Regions from separate parts of the Homo sapiens genome. Here region 2 is linked to region 1. A link is a contact called in ENCODE Hi-C or POLR2A ChIA-PET data. All regions are on one chromosome and are shown on one strand. The core of a region is the stretch at or near the end of the contact, and the rest is flanking DNA. Distances in the headings are between cores, read along the strand shown.

Region 1 (6,667 bases), core at 2,577-5,076:
CTGCAGTTGCACCACATAACCTACACATGTCTGTGACAAAACTTTTCAATAAAGTCAGGCTAGTCCAGATGATGACTGTGTTTTATTTCCACTCTGGGGTGCTATCTTTTTCAGGGAAATCAGGGCTAATTGACCTTTTGCCAGTTATATAAAAAGTCTCATGTGGAAACCTGAGTTAGCTGGCCCCGTTTTCCAATGATATTTTAGTACATTTTACAGTTGGCTTCCAAGGCAGCAACACAGTTAGACTTACCCCACAGACATAGCATGATTCAGCTCACAACAATCATAGTTATCAAGTTAACATTCCGAATAGTACTTCCTTCTGAAGGCAAGAAAACTCCGCTGTGGCAACTGCCGAGTGCAGAAGCTATTTGTTAATGATGCCCAAGCTAATAGGCTATGGTATTATATCTGTCATATACTAATCAGCAGAGGCTTCACAATTTCTTAGAGCCTTGAAAAATAAGACTATTTCTTTTCAGTCTGGTCAGATTTTAATGAAACCAGTCAATAATCCACATACTTTTTTTTCCTATGTGAATAGATGAATATAAAGAAAGTTTTTTTTCTACAAAAAATTTTTGTCGGTGTAGATGAACAGGAAAGACAGAGATTCCAGTTTCTACTTGAAGCAAAATTGTTAATCATAGTAAAGGGCAATGTGTAACTCTTCCTTTTGAAGATTTTCCTACAGTATCAGTGTAAAGTAGTTCGTACTTAGCTCCTGAAGCACTTTCCTGCTTTCCCGGTGAGATGCTTTTCTTTGAAATGTTCAGTTATCTCTACCATCCACGTTCTGCTTTTACTTACTGCTCTGTGGATAAATGCGTTTTAATCTAATGCATGGCCTTTCCTAACAGTATTTGTAGTTCTCCTTGTAAAGTTAATGACTTTCCTAATGGTAAATACATGTTTGCTGTACGATAAAGCGGGAGATCCATCAGGGCAGAGAGCTGAATGGCCCTGATGATCTAGTGTAGGAATTGCTTTGGCACACACAGTCCTATGTAACAGTTTATCAGATGTGCCTAGCACATTTTCACAGTAACCTCCAGGGGGGACATTGGGTCAGCTAATCAAAGTCCCACATTTGTTCCCTGACCTGTGAAGTGAGGGCTATTATGGTGGGAAAAGGCAAGGGGGAGCCGCTAGAACTGTGTCTACCTAGGAAGATAGTAAACTAAGAGCAATGCCACATTCCTGGGGCATTATAGAAATTGGTACCACCATGAAGGACTTGAAAGATGCAGAGGTGGTGATTCCCCCTGCATCCCCTTTCAATTCACCTCTTTGGCCTGTGCAAAGCACAAATGGATGTTAGAGACTGATAGTACCATCAGCTCGACCAGGTGGTAACTCCAATTGCAGCTGCTGAAACATATGGTTTCATTGCTTGTGGAAACTGATACATCAATTTATACCTGGTATGCAGCTATTGATGTGGCAAATGCCTTATAAGAATAATCAGGAGTTTTCTTCTAGCTGACCAGCAATAAACCTTCACTGTCATACCTCAGGGATATATTAACTCTCTAGCCCTATGTTATAATTTAGATTGTAGGGGTTTTGACTGCTTTTTCCTTCTACATCACACTGGTCCATTATATTTATGTAATAACATTATGCTGATTGGAACTAGTGAGAAATATATAACAACTACTCTACACTTATTGGTAAGAAATTTGTGTGTCAGAGAGTGGCAAATAAATTTGACAAAAATTCAAGAGGCAGGGAAATTCTGAGGGTCCAGTGGTGTGGGGCATGTGGAGATATCCCCTCTAAGGTCAAGGATAATTTGTTCTTATCCTTATCATATCCTGGCCTTATCTTATCCTGGCCTCTCCTGCAACCAAAAAGGAGGCACAATGCCTAGTGGCCCTTTTTTGATTTTAGAGGAATATATTTCTCATTTGGGTGTGAAACTCTGACCTATTTACCCAATAACCTCAATAGCTGCTGGTTTTGAGCTGGGGCCAGAACAAGAGAAGGCTCTACAGCAGGTCCAGGTTGCTATGCAGGCTGCTCTGCCACTTGGGCTATAAGATCCAACAGATCCAATGGTACTCACAGTACCAGTAGCAGACAGGGATTTTGTTTGGAGTATTTGGAAGACCCCTACAGGTTAATTTTCGTGCAGGCCCTTAGGATTTTGAAGCCGTGCTCAGCCATCCTCTGCAGATAACTACACTCCTTTTGAGAAATAGCTCTTGGACTGCTACTGGGCCTTCGTACAGACTGACCACTTAACCATGGATCACCAAGTTACCATGTGCCCTACCTGAACAGCTCATTATGAACTGGATGTTATCTGGCTTGCCAAGCCATCAAGTTGAGTATGCACAGCACACCTCATTATCAAACGGAAGTGATATTTATATGATTAGGCTTGAGTAGACCCTGAAGGCACAGTAATTTACAGGAAGAAGTGATTCCAATGTCCGTGTTCCCCACTCCTACTACACTGTCTTCTCGCTCAGCTTGCACCCATGGCCTCAAGGAGCGTCCTCTGCAATTGACAGAGGAAGAGAGAGTTTGGGCTTAGTTAACAGATGGTTCTGCATGATAGGCAGGCACCAACGAAAGGCAGTTGCATTACAGCCTCTTACTGGGACATACTTGGAACATAATGGGGGAGTGAAATTCTTCTAGTGGGCAAAACTTCAAGCAGGGAACCTGGTTGTTTACTTTGCTTGGAAGGATAAATGACCAGACATATGATTATATAGCAATTCATAGGCTGTAGCCAATAGCCATGATGATCAGGCAACTGGAAAAAACATGGTTAGAAAATTGGTGACAAGGAAATTCGGGGAAGAGATATAGATAAACCTCTCTGAATGGGCAAAAACTGTCAAGATATTTGTATTCCATGTGAATGCCTACCAAAGGGTGACTTCAGCCAAGGGAGATTTGAATAATCAAGGGTACAGAATGACTTGTTCTATAGATACCAGTCAGCCTCTTTCCCCAGCTACTCTTCTTATCACCCAGTGGGCTTCTGAGCAAAGTGACCATGGTGGTGAGAATGGAAGTTATGCATGAGCTCAGCAAAATGGGCTTCCACTCTTCAAGGGTGCCTGGCCACCTCCACTGTTGAATGCCCAATCTGTCGTCAGTGGAGGCCAATGCTGAATTCTCTATGCAACCATTTTCTGGTGGAAGGTTGATTCCACTGAGCTACTTCCATCATAGAAGGGGCAGCATTTTATTCTTACCGGAATAGACGCTCTGGACATAGATTTGCCTTCCTGTCATGCAGTGCTTTTGGCAAAACTCTCTTCTGTGGATTTACAGAATGCCTTGTGCAGCAAAGGGCCCATGCTCGTGAAATTCACTGGTCTTACCAGGTTTATTCTTATCCTGAAGCAAATGCTTGATAGAAAAGTGGAACGGCCTTTAGGAGACTCTCTTACAGTAACAGTTATGTGGCAATACCTTGCAGGGCTGGAACAAGGTTCTACATAGGATTATACGTTCTGCATCAATGTCCAATAGAGGAGTTATTTCTCCATAGCCAGGACTTACAGGTCTAGGAATCAAGGGTGGAAATGGGAATGGCACCACTCAAAATTATCCTTAGTGACTGACCAGCAAACTTTGTTTCTGTTTCCCTTGGTCTTATGCTCTGCTGGCCTAGAGGTTTTATTCCCAAAAGAAAGAATGCTTCCATCAGAAGACATAATAATGATTCCATTGAACTGGAAATTAAGATGGTTACCTGACCAATTTGGGATTCTTATGCTTCTGAATCACCAGGAATGAAGAGAATCACTTTGCTGGCTAGGGTGACTAATCCTGAATATCAAGGGAAAGTTGGAGTACTACTCCACAATGGAGGTAAGAACGAGTATGTCTGGAATACAAAAGAATTCATAGGGAGTCTCTTAGTATTACCAAGCCCTGTGATTAAGATCGATGGGAAACTATAGCAATCCAGGCAGAAGATTTGGATCACTTCATCAGGTAAAGAATTATGACCAGCTGAGACTCTTGCTGAAGGCAAGGGAATGCAGAATGGATAGTAGAAGGTAGTTATAAACACCAGCTATGACTACAGAACCAGTTACAGAAATGAGGACTGTAAATGTCATAAATATTTCCTCCTTATTTTGTTATAAATATGCTTAGGGCATGTGTGTGTATCTATCTATCTATCTATCTGTCTGTCTGTCTGTCTGTCTGTCTATGTATCTATCTCTATCAATACCTCAAATATATTTTTCTTCCCTCTCTTATTCATTTGTCATATAACATAAGATACATTGACTTTATATCATAGTACAGCAGGTTGTAAAATGAAGTCATTTTGTTAAACATTGTTTTGTTACAATGTTAATGAGAAAAGAAATAAAATCCCAGCAGGGGCCACTGTCTGTGTGGAGTTCTCAAGATTTCCCCTTGTCTGCATTGAGTTTTCTCTGGAGACTCTGGTTTCCTGCCACATCCCAAAGATGTGCATATTAGGTTAATAGGTGTGTTCAAATTGTTCCAGTATGAGTGAGTGCGGGTGTGTGTGTGAGTGTACCTTGTGATGAAATGACATCCTGTTCAGTGTTGGTTACTGCTTTGTTCTTTGAGCTGCCAGATTAGGCTCCAGCCACCCACAACCCTGAACTGGAATATGCAAATTAGAAAGTGAATGAACACACGAATATAAATTATTGTAAAATAAACATTTATAATGTATATGATAATCATACTAATGCATGACAATAAATGATGTGGCACTTAGGCATGCAGTGACTTTGCCGTATTTGCTCTTATTGGTTTTTAAACTTTATGGTGGGAGGAGATGCTCCTTATAATTTTCACTTCATAGACACTTATTCCTTCGTTTAAGCCACCATCACTATGGCCACCATCACTCATGGATTCACCAAAAATTGGAAAAAATAATTATCTTACTTATTTTTTAATATTAATCTTTCTTAAATGTATGATAGCTCACATTTATTTCAGTGTTTAAGATTAAAAGTTTTTGGGGTCTTAGAAATTTGATGATGTTTTTGTAATCAGAAATTTGCCATAGGAACTTAACTCTTGTTTATATTAATAGCAATTAGCCTATGTAAAACTGGTTTTATTATACATCATTTTGCTTACTCACAGTCTCCAAGAACCTATGGACAATGTTTAGTGAGGACATATTATGTGTTAACTTTACATCATAGTATTTAACATATGGGATATGAAGGAGAAGAGTAGACATCACTCAAGAACTTTACCTCCTCTTTAGGGGAAGAGGTAGTGCTTTTTTAGTGATATGCAGAATACTTGTATCATGTCAGGTGGATATGGGAGATTAGATTTGCTTTAAGGAGATGGGTATAGACTCTAAATTGACAAGGGGTGTACTTATGAGGGTTAATTTTATGTGTCTATTTGACTGGACCATAGGGCTCCCAGACATTTGGACAAACATTATTCTGGATGTGTCTGTGAGGGTGTTTTTGGGTAGGAGTAACATTTCAATCTATAGATGGAGTAAAACAGATTGTTTTCCTCAATGTGGATGACTGTCATCCAACCAGTTGAAAGTCTGAATAGAACAAAACAGCTGACTGTCCTAAAGTAAGGGGATTCCACCCTACATTTGGGCTGGGAAATCAGTTTTTGTTGTTGTTGTGGTTGTTGTTTGTTTGTTTCCTGCCTTCAGATTCAAACTGGAACATCAGTTTTTCCTGGGTCTCAAGCCCACTGGCCCTTGGACTGTAACTACACCTTCAACTTTCCGGGTTCTCAGGCTTTCGGACATAGACTGGCACTGTACCATCAACTCTCCTCAGTCTCCAGCTTGCCAACTACAGATCTTAGGGCTCCTCTGCCTACATAATCCTTTCTGTTTCAATAAAATCAGTAGTAATGCCCCTTCTTTCATTTCTGATTTTAGTTATTTGGGTCTTTTCTCTTTTTTTCTTAGTCAATCTAGGTAAAGTTTTGTGAATTCTGTCGATGTATTTGAAAACCCAACTCTTGGTTTCATTGACGTTCTCTGCTTTTCTATTCTCGATTTAATTCATCTCTGCTCTAATCTTTGCAATTTCCTTTCTTCTACTAGCTTGGGTTTAGTTTGTTCTTAATTTTCTAATGTCTTAACTAGATGTGTAAACTTAAGTTATTGATTTGAGACCATTCTTTCTTTTGAATGTGTTTACAGCTATCAACTTCCGTCTTAGCACTGTTTTCACAGCATATCATGTGTTTTGGTATGTTGTGTTTTCATTTTTTTTTTCTCTCAAAGACATTTTCCAATTTTCCTTGTGATTTCTTTTTTAAGCCATTGGTTGTATAAGTGTATTATTTAATTTCCATATATTTGTAAATTTTCTAGTTTTTCTTCTGCTATTGATTTCTAGTTTTATTCTCTTGTGGCCAGAAAAGGTACTTGCTACGATTTCAGTCTTCTTATATTCACTGAGACTTGTTTTGTGACCTAACATATGATCTATCCTAGAGAATGTTCTAGGTGTGCTTGAAACAAATATATACTCTGCTGGCATTGTATGCAATGTTTTTTACCTTCGTCTATAGTGTTATTCACATCTACAATTTCTTTGTTGAATTTCCATCTGATTGTTCTACCATTATTGAAAGTCATATTAAAGTCTTTAATTATTATCATATTGCTGCCTATTTCTCCCTTTATTACCCTCAATGTTTGCTT
Region 2 (6,667 bases), core at 3,023-5,522, 120 kb after region 1:
CTAAGGCAGGAGAATCACTTGAGCCTGGGAGGCGTCTAGGTTACAGTGAGTTGAGATTGTGCCACTACACTCCAGCCTGCCTGGGAGATAGAGTGAGACTCCATCTCAAGAAAAAAAATAACGTTAAAAAAAAAAGGAAAAAGACATTTGAAAGTGAAGAATTAGAAGCAGAGGTTATGGGTCAATGAGACAAAGCAAAAGGAGAGAAAAGAAAGGATAGAAAAGAGAGAGAGAAAGAAAGCAAAAAGAAAGAAAAAATAAAGAGAGAGAGAGAAGGAAGGAAGGAGAGAAGGAAGGAAGGAAGGAATGAAGGAAAGAAAGAGGAGAAAGAAAAGAAAGATGAGAAAGAAAAGAAAGAAAAGAAGGAAAAGAAAGGAAAGAAGGAAAAGAAAGGAAAGAAAGAAAGAAAGAAACTATTCAGCATTAGAAATAACTATAAAACTTGATGAGGGAGAAGGAAGAAGGAGTGCGAGTGCTAAGTAATATGTTAAGAGGTTGTAGTTTAAAATGCACAGATGGCTGAAATACTTCTAGAAATTGGAATGTTACATTTCTGTCTCATCTGCAATGGAAATCCCTTCCATTTCCCTGCATACAATAAATGCTTTCATACACAAAAACTTGCAGGTTTGTTTCTTCATGAAAACATTTTAAAAGGGTTTAATTTTACATTAGCATTGATATTATGCAATGTAAAAATGGCACTGTTGAGCTGTGGCAATAATCTTTAACATAAAGTTATTAAGAGGAAGCAGGCACACAGAGCTACAACATTCAAGAAACTATAAGTATCACACTATCCTCACCACCTCACTTGTACAATCTTAAGTAGAAAAATGGACTTTCAAAAATCTACGTGAAGAAGCTTTGAATTTAGCTTATCTAGCTTCTGAGGGACAACATTGTCTTAATGAACATCTACTCTGTATAAAATGCCTTATTAAACCTTCAAGTGCCTGCAGGCTGGTAAGAGATATATGGCAAGGCCACAGCTTACAACAGCAAAAAAAGAAGTGAGCAACAAGAGGGATTCTGACAGTGTCATGAGTGGTTAACAAGAAATGGGGAGGCTGGGCCGGGCGCAGTGGCTCACGCCTGTAATCCCAGCACTTTGGGAGGCCAAGGCGGGTGGATCACTTGAGGCGAAGAGTTTGAGACCAACCTGGCCAACATGGTCAGGTTGCTAAAAAACCAAAAATTAGCCTGGCATGGTGGCTCATGACCGTAGGCCCAGCTACTCAGGAGGCTAAAGCAGTAGAATCCCTTGAACCCTGGAGGCGGATGTTGTAGTGAGTGGACATCCCGCCACTGAACTCCAGCCTGGGCAATAGACCAAGACTTTGAGAAAAAACAAAACAAAACAAACTAGTTAAAAAAAAGAAAAGAAGTGGCCGGGCACGGCGGCTCATGCCTGTAATCCCAGCACTTTGGGAGGCCGAGGCGGGCGGATCACGAGGTCAGGAGATCGAGACCATCCTGGCTAACATGGTGAAACCTCGTCTCTACTAAAAATACAAAAAATTAGCCGGGCGTGGTGGCGGTTGCCTGTAGTCCCAGCTACTCGGAAGGCTGAGGCAGGAGAATGGCGTGAACCCGGGAGGCGGAGCTTGCAGTGAGCGGATCGCGTCACTGCACTTCAGCCTGGGAGACAGCGAGACTCCATCTAAAAAAAAAAAAAAAAAAAAAAAAAAGAAATGGGGAGGGTAGAGGGTTCCCCATTAACTTATGCTGAGGATCTAGCAAGTAGGAAACTCAGATGATAAATAAGCCAATGCAATATTTTATGGATCTAAATGTTTTATAACAAATTCATCCCTGTGACATATTTCCATATAGATTTTAACTTTTATGAGATTTGAGAGCACATCTTATGTCACACACACTTTATCATTACAGTGGCAACGCAGCACCCTGATCATCATAGATAATCTGTGAATTCTTTCACCTGGTAGCAGCATTTTTTTAAATCCTCCTTTTATAACATGGTTGGACTGGGAAGAAGAATGTATCTCTCATAATTATCTTCTACTTTTATTGTATGAATATGTAAAGCAGAAAACCTTACTATTTCAGTAAATTCATACTTGCCACTAAAGTAGAAAGTAAACTTTATCTACTTAAAAGAAATCGGGAAAATACATATTTTTAATCCAAGGAATGCTAAAGCTCGTACTTGTTCCAATTGTTGGGTGTTTGGGGAAGGACAGGAATTGTGTGTATTGTAATTATGACTATCGAAACTACAGACTTCCATCAGAATCTCTGTTCCCAATCGTAGCCAGCATTATTCTCATCCTAGATTTGTTGCCAGTTGTGTAAGGGTCATGTGGAGGTGAACAGAATATGAGGTATCTGGCTCCAATTCCATTTGGAACATTAAAGTGACTCCAGATTGATAAAATAGAGAGAGAGAACAGCATGCTTGACTACAAAGATCCTAAGCCAGAGTGAGCCAAATGGTACATTCTCGACTAACGGTGACTAACAATGAAAGAGAGAAGAGATCTTAGGAGTGGAATTGAAGCTTCATTTTATCAGGGCTTACTTTAGGATGTAGGTAGAATAAATGAGAATGTTTGTCAGAAAGATAGTGAGGAGTAAATGGGCGTAAATAGCTGACACAAAGATAAGAAAGCTGTCAACATTTTCTGCAAGGGTATGAAAATTCACCTTTTCAGGGTCACATGCTGGCTGCCAGTGAAACGATGGTAAAAAAGAGTTAAGGAAGCTAAAAACAGAAACTCTAGGGATGGCCTCAGAATGTGGAAGAGAGGAAATTCCACTGGATGTCTATTTGAAAGATTGACAAGAGGAAGGATATGTAATAAAGAAGTCAAAAAAGATGAAAATGGATTAAAACTTGAAAGGATTATTACCGATTCCCTGATTTTGGTCTAACACCATTGCTTAGGCGCCACACAAGTATTTTACGTAAACTATGAATAAAATGCAGTTGTCATCTATGTTTTACAAATGAGAAAACTGGGATTTAAAAAAATTAACAACTTGCCTAAAGTCATGTTATTGCTTAGAAGGGCCAAGTCAGGACCCAAATGCAGGTTTATTTAGTTCCACAGCCCTTGCTATAGTTAACCATCAGGCTGAAATTCCATCATTTCTCAAAGCACCTCCTTTCTCCTACTCTGATCAAACATGTATTCTCTGGCCTGAACATGTAAAATTGTTTTCAAATTGCTCATGCAAGAAAATTGCTGAATATATTTGTTCATATTCCCCTACATAACTGTGTATCATGCTTTATTATATCAGACTGACTAGCTCTGCACAATTGGTTTTGCTTACCCCTTAGCACAATGCCATATGTAAATAAATACTATTACTATAGATGATTATACTCATTAGAAAACACTCAAAGGAACGAGACTGCAGAGATTCCTGGAATCAGAAAATTTGTACATGTAAACTAGAGACATATTTCACTTATAAATAGTGTGAAATTTCTTTTTCCAAACTTTTCCATTCCTCAGATATTAAAATCAAAAGTGTTCCTTATTTGTTTATGTGCTAATTCAAATACGTAGCTAAATAATTATATTTTAGGAAATCCAACAAGATATCCTGAGGTAAGCATATTTTTATTTATTTCAGTGATGCAGTTCATTCAATCATTTCCCCCTGCCCTTGTCAATTGTTTCAGTTGCTCACAGGCAATTCTATTAGAAATAAAATATTGTTAGAGGGGGTTCTCAAAACTGCTTTATCTTCATTATATTGAAAATTCTATTCCAAACGAATCTTTGGGGAAATCTTTTTTACTCACATACTTTTCTTTCATAGTTTGGTTTCAAACACAGAGAGTTATTCCTGCCAAAGCCTCATTTTTCTCCTTCTTTTTTGGCTAAAAGCAATCTTCTGGAGCCTGTTCATTCCCCTACCCCTCCACAGATCTCACCATGATGACTCTCCTAAGGACACATTAGAGGGCTTTGCCCTAATCCATATTTTACTAAACAGCCCCAGGAGTGAGAAGAACCTTCACTAGGATTTGATTAAACAAATTCTTAAAGCCAATAAAACGTTTTCAAGTTGTAAGAGAAAGCAGCATTAGTGCATGTTCCCAAGCAGGGCAGACATTTCACTGTTGTCATCCTTAAGGAAGACAGTTTGGGATGCAGTACATTCTCCCTGAGACTCATTCCAGAGGCTTCAGCCTCCAGCAACAGTTGCCTGTGAGGGTAGCTTTATTGCATAGCACAATGCAGTTGTGACTGAAGCTGTTTCCAAACACTTTAGGGCAATTTCATGTGTAACTTTTCCTCTGCCACTTTACAGGGTTCCTGAAAGGGTAGAAGAAAATACAGTAGGTAAGGCCAGACAAAACTTGTGACTAAATTGAATCTGGCATAAAATAATAATATGACATACTCTTGGGACAAATAAAAAAGAAAGCTGCTTGTTAAATGCAGTAGATTAGAAATGTATATATGCAGATGTGAACATTTAAAAGATTAAAAATACTGGACTGATATATGGAAACAACTTTTATGATTAAATAAGATAAGTTATGAAAACAATCCTATTGGATGTTCAGGAAATGTTTAAAACGAACCAAGTGGGTTGAGATATAGTTGGTTCATGGCCATATTTATATGTGGTAAAATACCCATACTATACAATGAGGTTAAGTCTAGCAATTATGTGGTTAATTTGGTCACTCTCCATAATCATAGAGATTCATTTGTTGGGGGTGGGATCCCCTACAGGCATTGGATTCTCCCAGTTGACTGGTAATAATAACAAACAGGCTTACCAGAAACAAACAGTTGTAAAGTCTCCACTATATTACGTGTTCAATTGATGCAGTTGAAATATCAAACCTAGCTTTTCTTTTCCCTAATGTCAGCAATGCAGACAAATAACAGGCGTTTGGAAAAAAGAGGATTTTTTTTAACTCTGAGATATTTTAATTCTGTCCCAGCAGAGAGTCAAAGAATCACAGGAACAAAATATATTATTCATACAATTTTATATATATATATATGTATATGTATATATGTGTGTGTGTGTGTGTGTGTGTGTGTATATATATATATATGTATATATAGTATATATACAGAGAGAGAAAGAGAGTCTGATCTGTTGCAGTATTGGAGCCTTGGGAATAAAGTATCTTTTTGGGAATCTCTGTAGTATATTATTAGAAGATCATGATTAATGTCACAGGACTTAAGCAATCTTTGAAAAGAAGTCAAAATGTGCCACAAAAATTCACTTGATTGTGCCAGTGGGAATATTTCCTAACATAGTCCCAAACTTCAAAAACAGTATAAAGCATGCAAATGGAGTAAGGGGCGGGGTCCATCCATTTCTTCCCAAGTATATTTAATCTATTTAACAGAAAAATGTTGGGAAAGTTGTGGCTCTTATTAGCATGAGAAAAGGGCATCCAGTGGTATCTATACACTAGACTGTTCACATGTTGTTTTTCCCAGGGTAGGGGTGGTATTCGTACTTCTTATTGCTTTATGTCACCAGTCTGTAACCCAGATTGTAACTTTAAGATGTTATCTTCTGGCTGCTCAGATAAACAGCCCATTATGTTTTTATGGTGGGCAGTTCTGAATCCTCAGGGAATTAGAAGATATTGGCTAAAGTTTGTGGCTCCCTGCTAGACTATCAAGGGGTCCATGGGATCTTGTCCGGACTATGACTTTAAGCAAACACCTCTCTCATAATGGTATTCTCACACTGCCTTCTTGGCCATGGACTTCAAAAGCTGATTGCAGGGAGGGCCAGAAAGGCAATAACCCTTAATATAGCAGGACTAGCCTAGAGGGGACAGACAGGGCAAAGGTAAGGCGTCTCTGAGGTTGGCATTTGTGTGTTTAGCCACATGGGGTGATTAAGGGCCATCTGTTCTTCAGTGGGCTAAATCATCGTTTTCACAGCATCCCAGGATCAAGTACATTTCATGCTTAGAAAGCATGAAGAAGCACCCTAGAGTTTTCCCAGTCCTAATGAGACATATTTTAAATTTATTTATCTTTGATTTCTAAATAATGATAGTATGCATAGGTGCATTAGTGTGTGTGCACCTGTGTGCGCATGTATAGATTTGAGTTGTTTTTGTAGACTTGAAATTAAGAGTATCACAATTAAAGCAAAATTCTTGTATGTATTCATACATCTTTTGGACAGGGAAAAAAACCTCTGGAATGTTATGCTGATAGAAGTCTTTGTTTTGTTTTGAATATATCGTGTGACCAGTTCATTTTTTTTTAAATTAGAGAAACTCCTTGTTTGAAATCCATGTACAGAGAAATCTATCATCTTTCTGTGTGTGTATTATCAAGTCTTTCAAACAACACTTTATTTCAGAAAATGCACATTATCAATTTGTGAGAATAGAAATTTGAATTTTTCTGATAGTATTTCCACACTGAAGATAATTTTTTTATATTACAGGTCACAGATAGTATGAAGCTTGTTAAAAGTTAGATGTGATTAGTGTGGATATCCATCTTTATCCATACTACTAGGGCTATATAACCCTAGTTATATAACAAATTACACTGATAATTTGTTAAATAACAAATTACATTGAATAGTTCAAGGCTTATAGATTTTTAAAGACTGTATCATTAACTCACTGTATTCACATTATTTATAAGGTAAGCTAACCACCATGTCTTCCAAAGAAATAATT

The links. Hi-C counts contacts between places; a loop is a spot of excess contacts on that map. ChIA-PET counts read pairs that join two places held with the same protein, here RNA polymerase II (POLR2A). Pooled maps may share reads with other maps.
Region 2: a loop to region 1 is called in a map of PC-3, with 2.9 times the contacts of the local background. The contact joins the promoter of HDAC9-AS1 here to the enhancer-like site in region 1. A Hi-C loop is called at or near these places in 3 of 168 maps with a recorded cell type or tissue (PC-3, mammary epithelial cell and ovary) and 2 of 50 pooled maps. POLR2A ChIA-PET finds 5 or more read pairs at or near these places in 2 of 52 experiments (BJ and H1).

The regions. Positions count from the first base shown.
Region 1 is chr7:19,018,075-19,024,741 of GRCh38, reverse strand. No RefSeq gene overlaps it. Among named protein-coding and RNA genes, the nearest start is that of TWIST1, 96 kb to the left of the region's middle. Within about 2 kb of position 3,826, at least 2 of the 41 ENCODE cell types and tissues checked have a DNase peak (open chromatin) inside an H3K27ac peak, as active enhancers do; they include PC-3 and mammary epithelial cell, where a contact is called at or near this core.
Region 2 is chr7:18,899,597-18,906,263 of GRCh38, reverse strand. HDAC9-AS1 (HDAC9 antisense RNA 1) reads left to right here and starts at 4,272. Exons shown (of 3, transcript XR_927081.3): 1 at 4,272-4,325. The region is part of intron 22 of HDAC9 (histone deacetylase 9); the gene reads right to left.